2 separate regions of the Homo sapiens genome follow, and region 2 is linked to region 1. Evidence: read pairs that join two places in POLR2A ChIA-PET (ENCODE). Cell type or tissue: Panc1. All regions are shown on one strand. Each heading gives the region's core, and the rest is flanking DNA. Links, peaks and the distances in the headings are about the cores only.

The links. ChIA-PET counts read pairs that join two places held together with the same protein. Peaks named below come from ENCODE experiments on the same cell type or tissue, not always from the same donor. Only the 100,000 strongest peaks of a DNase experiment are listed, where the experiment ranks them.
Region 2: POLR2A ChIA-PET joins it to region 1 with 11 read pairs; 2 of 35 experiments call an interaction of 5 or more read pairs at or near these places.

What each region holds. Positions count from the first base shown.
Region 1 is chr11:64,309,211-64,312,109 of GRCh38, reverse strand. All of the region lies in intron 2 of ESRRA (estrogen related receptor alpha), which reads right to left. Among named protein-coding and RNA genes, the nearest start is that of ESRRA, 5.1 kb to the right of the region's middle. In Panc1, for the core only: no CTCF peak of the experiment used is centred there; no DNase peak of the experiment used is centred there.
Region 2 is chr11:65,871,966-65,874,812 of GRCh38, reverse strand. It overlaps EFEMP2 (EGF containing fibulin extracellular matrix protein 2), which reads left to right and starts at 2,013. Exons shown (of 11, transcript NM_016938.5): 1 at 2,013-2,130; 2 at 2,452-2,569; 3 at 2,795-2,843. The coding sequence starts at 2,459. RefSeq lists a silencer at 951-1,010. In Panc1, for the core only: no CTCF peak of the experiment used is centred there; no DNase peak of the experiment used is centred there; H3K4me3 peaks cover 1,681 bases; H3K27ac peaks cover 1,502 bases.

The DNA of each region.
Region 1 (2,899 bases), core at 148-2,647:
CTGCTCCGGAGGCTGAGGCAGGAGAATCGCTTGAACCCGGGAGGCAGAGGCTGCAGTGAGCCAAGATCGTGCCATTGCACTCCAGCCTGGGCAACCAGAGCGAAACTCTGTACCAAAAAAAAAAAAAGGCCAGGCGCAGTGGCTCACGCCTATAATCCCAGCACTTTGGGAGGCCGAGGCAGGCAGATCACGAGGTGAGGAGTTTGAGACCAGCCTGACCAACACGGTGAAACCCTGTCTCTACTAAAAATACAAAAATTAGCTGGGCGTGTGCCTGTAGTCCCAGCTACTCGGGAGGCTGAGGGAGAACAATCGCTTGAACCTGGGAGGCGGAGGTTGCAGTAAGCTGAGATCGTGCCACTGTACTATAGCCTGGCAACAGAGTGAGACTCTGTCTAAAAAAAAAAAGAGGCCGGGAGCGTAATCCCAGCACTTTGGGAGGCCGAGGCGGGTGGATCACGAGGTCAGGAGATCGAGACCATCCTGGCTAACATGGTGAAACCCAGTCTCTACTAAAAATACCAAAATTAGCCGTGCGTGGTGCCATGCGCCTGTAATCCCAGCTATTGGGGAGGCTGAGGCAGGAGAATCGCTTGAACCCGGGAGGCGGAGCTTGCACTGAGCCGAGATCGCGCCACTGGACTCTAGCCTGGGCAACAAAGCGAGACTCCGTCTCAAAAAAAAAAAAAAAAAGACAAGCCCTCTGGAGCCTCAGAACCAGCACCTCCCCTTCCTGCACATACCACAGCGGTAATAAGACAAGTCTGTGCAACTCACTGTTGCCCAGCTCTCCCCTCTGCCAGGATGTAAACTGCCTGAGGGCAGAAACAGCCCTGCTTCAGCCCCAGCTATGTCCCCAAGGCCTGGAACACTGGCCAGGACAGCAAAGAACAGGTCTGTGCCGAACAGGGACTCTGGCTACCACATACCTTTATGACCTTGGGCAAGTCCCATACCTAACCCCTTGAACCCTCAGTTTCCCAGCTGTAAAAGTGCCCCACAGAGTTGGGTCGTGAGAATTAAAGGGGATAATATGGTCAAAACATCCAGCATGGTTCATGACACCTAAGTGCTCAATATACAAGTCCTATTCACAGCCAGCACACAATAAATATTTGTCAATAGTCAACATACAGTGAGGGGCCCCAGGGTAGGTAGGAGATACCCGCACCCTGGCCGGCTGGCTCACTGTTCTTCAGAGTGGGAAGGGTGCACAAAGTTTAAGATTGGTGGATTTTGGCCAAGTTAAAACTTGCTGGATTGGCGGGGTGCAGTGGCTCACACCTATAATCCCAGCACTTTGGAAGCCCGAGGAGGGCAGATCGCCTGAGGTCAGGAGTTTGAGGCCAGCCTGGCCAACATGGTGAAACCCCATCCCTACTAAAAACACAAAAATTAGCCGGGCATGGTGGCAGGCGCCTGTAATCCCAGCTACTTGGGAGGCTGAGGCAGGTGAATGGCTTGAACCCGGGAGGCAGAGGTTGCAGTGAACCACGACTGCAGGCCGTTGCACTCCAGCCTGGACAACAAGAGCAAAACTCCATCTCAAAAAAAAAAAAAAAAAAAAAAAAAACCTGGCCAGGAGCAGTGGCTCACGCCTGTAATCCCAGCACTTTGGGAGTCCAAGGCAGGTGGATCTCGAGGTCAGGAAATCAAGACCATCTTGGCTAACACGCTGAAACCCCGTCTCTACTAAAAGTACAAAAAATTAGCCAGGCGTGGTGGCGGGCACCTGTAGTCCCAGCTACTCAGGAGGCTGAGGCAGGAGAATGGTGTGAACCCGGGAGGCGGAGCTTGCAGTGAGCCGAGATCGTGCCACTGCACTCCAGCCTGGGCGACCACACGAGACTGTCTCAAAAAAAAAAAAAAAAACGTGCTGGAATGTCACAATCAGTCATTCAGCGTCTGTCCAAAGTTCGGTGTTATTAGTAATAAGCAGAGGAAGCAGTCTAACATTGAAGAGCTCAGCTCTGGACCTATACTGACCCAAGTTCAAATCTTGGTTCTGCCATTTCCTAGTTGTGAGACTTCAACAAAGTTTCAAATGCCTCTCTTAGTTTCAGTTATAACAGTACTGACACCTTATAGGGTTGCTGTGGGGACTAACTGAGATCATAAAAGAATACAGTGCCTAGCACAAGGTAAGCACTCAAGATTTTTTTTTTTTTTTTTTTTTTGATACGAACTCTCACTCTGTCACCCAGGCTGGGAGTGCAGTGGCACGATCTTGGCTAACTCCAACCTCTGCCTCCTGGGTTCCAGCAATTCTCCTGCCTCAGCCTCCTGAGTAGCTGGGACTACAGGCACCCACCACGACACCTGGCTAATTTTTGTATTTCTAGTACAGACAGGGTTTCACCATGTTGGCCAGGCTGGTCTCGAACTCCTGACCTTGTGATCCTCCCATCTTAGCCTCCGAAAGTGCTGAGATTACAGGTGTGAGCCACCACACTTGGCCTTTTTTTTTTTTTTTTTAATTATACGTGTTATAGCCCCCAAAGTAACCAATGGTTACATAAAAGCAGAAATAACGGAAATAATAGGCCCTTCCCAGGCAATGCTTAATGTCAGCATCTTGCTCATTCCCCCAAATTCTGATAAGCTTTCCTGAGTGAGAAAAAAATTAGTGACTTTTAAGAGCAGACATGCCTGTAAGTCCTTTTTTTTTTTTTTTTGAGATGAGAGTGTCTCATTCTGTTGCCCAGACTAGAGTGCTGTGGCATGATCTCAGCTCACTGCAACCTCTGCCTCCCGGGTTCAAGCAATTCTCCTGCCTCAGCCTCCCAAGTAGTGGGATTACAGGCACTCACCACCACGCCCGGCTAATTTTTGTATTTTTAGTAGAGACGGGGTTTTACCATGTTGGCCAGGCTGGTCTCGAACTCCTGACCTCGTGATC
Region 2 (2,847 bases), core at 348-2,847, 1.6 Mb before region 1:
CTTTTGTGTTGTTTCTGCATTTGGCTCTTATATATAGTGCAGCTATAAACGCTGCGTACAGATTTGTGTGTGTGTACATATCTTTTCAATTATCCTAGGTATGTATACCTAGGAGTGAAATTGTCAGGTCATGTGATAACATTTTGAGGAACTGCCAGACCATTGTCCACCAACAGTGCATGAGGGCTCCAGTTTCTCCGTATCTTTGCCAACACTTGTTACTGTCTTTCTCGTTTTAAAGAGCTATTATTATTATTACTATTTTTGAGATGGAGTCTCGCTCTGTCGCCCAGGCTGGAGTGCAATGGCACAATCTCGGCTCATTGCAACAACTGCCTCCCGGGTTTAAGAGATTATTCTGCCTCAGACTCCCGAGTAGCTGGGATTAGAGGCACGTGCCACTACACCAGCTAATTTCTTTGTGTTTTTGTAAAGACAGGGTTTCACCATGTTGGCCAGGCTGGTCTTGAACTCCTGACCTTGTGATCTGCCCACCTTGGCCTCCCAAAGTGTTGGGGTTACAGGCGTGAGCCACCGCGTCGGGCCTATTATTATTATTATTATTTTAAGATGGAGTCTCCCTCTGTCACCCATGGAGTGCAGCAGTGTGATCTGGGCTCTCTGCAACCTCCACCTCCCGAGTTCAGGTGATTCTCCTGCCTCAGGCTCCTGAGTAGCTGCGACTACAGGCACGCGCCACCACGCCTGGCTAATTTTTATATTTTTAGTAGAGACGGGGTTTCACCATGTTGTCCAGACTGGTCTCGAACTCCTGACCTCAGGTGATCCACCTGCCTCGGCCTCTCAAAGTGCTGGGATTACAGGCTTGAGCCACCGCGTCCGGCCCCTAAAGAGCTATTATTTAACCTTCTGCCCCAGCAGCTGGGAGGGATGGTGGTGGCAGAGTGGCGAGGAGCGGGCACTGCGCAGTTCACCTGAGCCCCAGGCGCTCGCCGCGGGACCCACCAGCACGTCCCCTCCTCGGCAGACTCCCTCCCCGGGGTCACGTGGAGGGCGACTGCGGGGATAAGCAGGGATGGCAAGGGGAAAGGAAGGGCGGGCCCCAGGCGGGGGATCCCCGGACACGCAGTGCTTTCCCGCCTGGCCCCGCCCAAAGACGTGGGCAAACAGAGGCCACGCCCTTCCTGGGAGCCAGCCCCGCCCATACTCCGCCCCAAGGACACGCCCCCACTTCGGGCGGAGGCGGAAACCGGGCGGGGGACGCTGGTGCGAGGAGGTCGAGGAGGCGCCTTGGCACCCGACTCTGGCATCCCGCACGTCCGACATCAGCCCTGCCCTCCTTCTCAGGGGCTTCCATTCATTTTGTGCCAAAAGGGAACTGCCGCCCTCGCCCCCAAACTTGTAGCTTTGTGGATGGAGGGTGTGGGGGAGGCCGTGTGTAGTGAAAGGACCACCCGGCTGAAGACGGTCCTGGGGGTGGAGGGCAGGAGGGAGCGAGAAGGACAGTTCTGCTCCTGGGAGCCTCTCGTTCCTGGGCGAGGGTCTGGGGACCCTGGATGAAGTTTTAGGATCTTTTACAATGACGGTCTGGGGCAGAGAATAAAATTTTGCAGGGAGCAGATTGAGGGTCTGGAGGACTGGGTTAGGTGGGCTCTAGGTACCCAGGACGATCTCGGGAGGCGCACAATGAGAATCTGGGGGCTCCAGGATTACGGTGTGGGTGCACAGGATGAAATTCTGGGGGCGCAGATTAGGTAGGACCTAGGTGAGCAGGATGACATTTTTGGTGAGCGTCTGGGGGCCCCCGGGTGAGTCTGGGGGCCTGGCATCAAGGTCGGGGCCCCAGGATCGAGCACTGGGGGACCCTGGTCCGGCGCCGGGAGGCGGCTCCTGGCGGCGCCGCGGGGGACCGGGTAGGGGCCTGTGGCTGGCCGGGGGCGGAGAAGCGGGGGGTCGGGGTCCCTCCCCCTGGCGCTGGCTCAGGAATCCGCCGAAGGGCGGGCGGAGGCGCCGGGGTGGGCCGCGCCGCGGCAGGCGGGCGGGCGGGGGGCGCTTCCTGGGGCCGCGCGTCCAGGGAGCTGTGCCGTCCGCCCGTCCGTCTGCCCGCAGGCATTGCCCGAGCCAGCCGAGCCGCCAGAGCCGCGGGCCGCGGGGGTGTCGCGGGCCCAAGTGAGTGGCTGTGACCGTCCGTGGGGGAGGGCGTGGGCCGGAGTCTCGGCCGAGTCCGCGGCAGCGTAGCGCCCACAGAGGCCCGCGCTCCTCGGCCTTCGCCGCAGGGGCGCGGGGCGGGGGCGGGGTGGCCGGGGCGGGTGGGCCTGGGACCCGGGCCTGGGACCTGGGCCTGTGAGGAGTCGGCCCCCAGCCCTGGGAGGCCCCGAGGCCCAAGCACGGTCCTGAGCGGGCAGTGGCGGGGGCTGGGCTCGGGCTCCCGGTACAGGGAGTTGAGGTGCCGCGGGCAGAGGCCCCTGACCCGTGTCCACCATCTCGCAGCCCCAGGATGCTCCCCTGCGCCTCCTGCCTACCCGGGTCTCTACTGCTCTGGGCGCTGCTACTGTTGCTCTTGGGATCAGCTTCTCCTCAGGATTCTGAAGAGCCCGACAGCTACACGGTGGGGACAGTGAGGGCCGCTGGCCTGGGACAGGAAGGGTAGGGAGGAAGAGACCGGGACCCAGGGTGACTGCTGCCGGGGAAGTCTTCCTCCCCTGGCTGGTGGAGAGCTGGGGGCCATTGTTTGGAGCAGGCCGGAGGGTGGCCAGGCTCAGGCCCTAGTCTTGGCCTGGCCAGTTGGAGGAGATCTTAGGGTGACCACTGGCCACTTCTGGTTCCCTTCCAGGAATGCACAGATGGCTATGAGTGGGACCCAGACAGCCAGCACTGCCGGGGTGT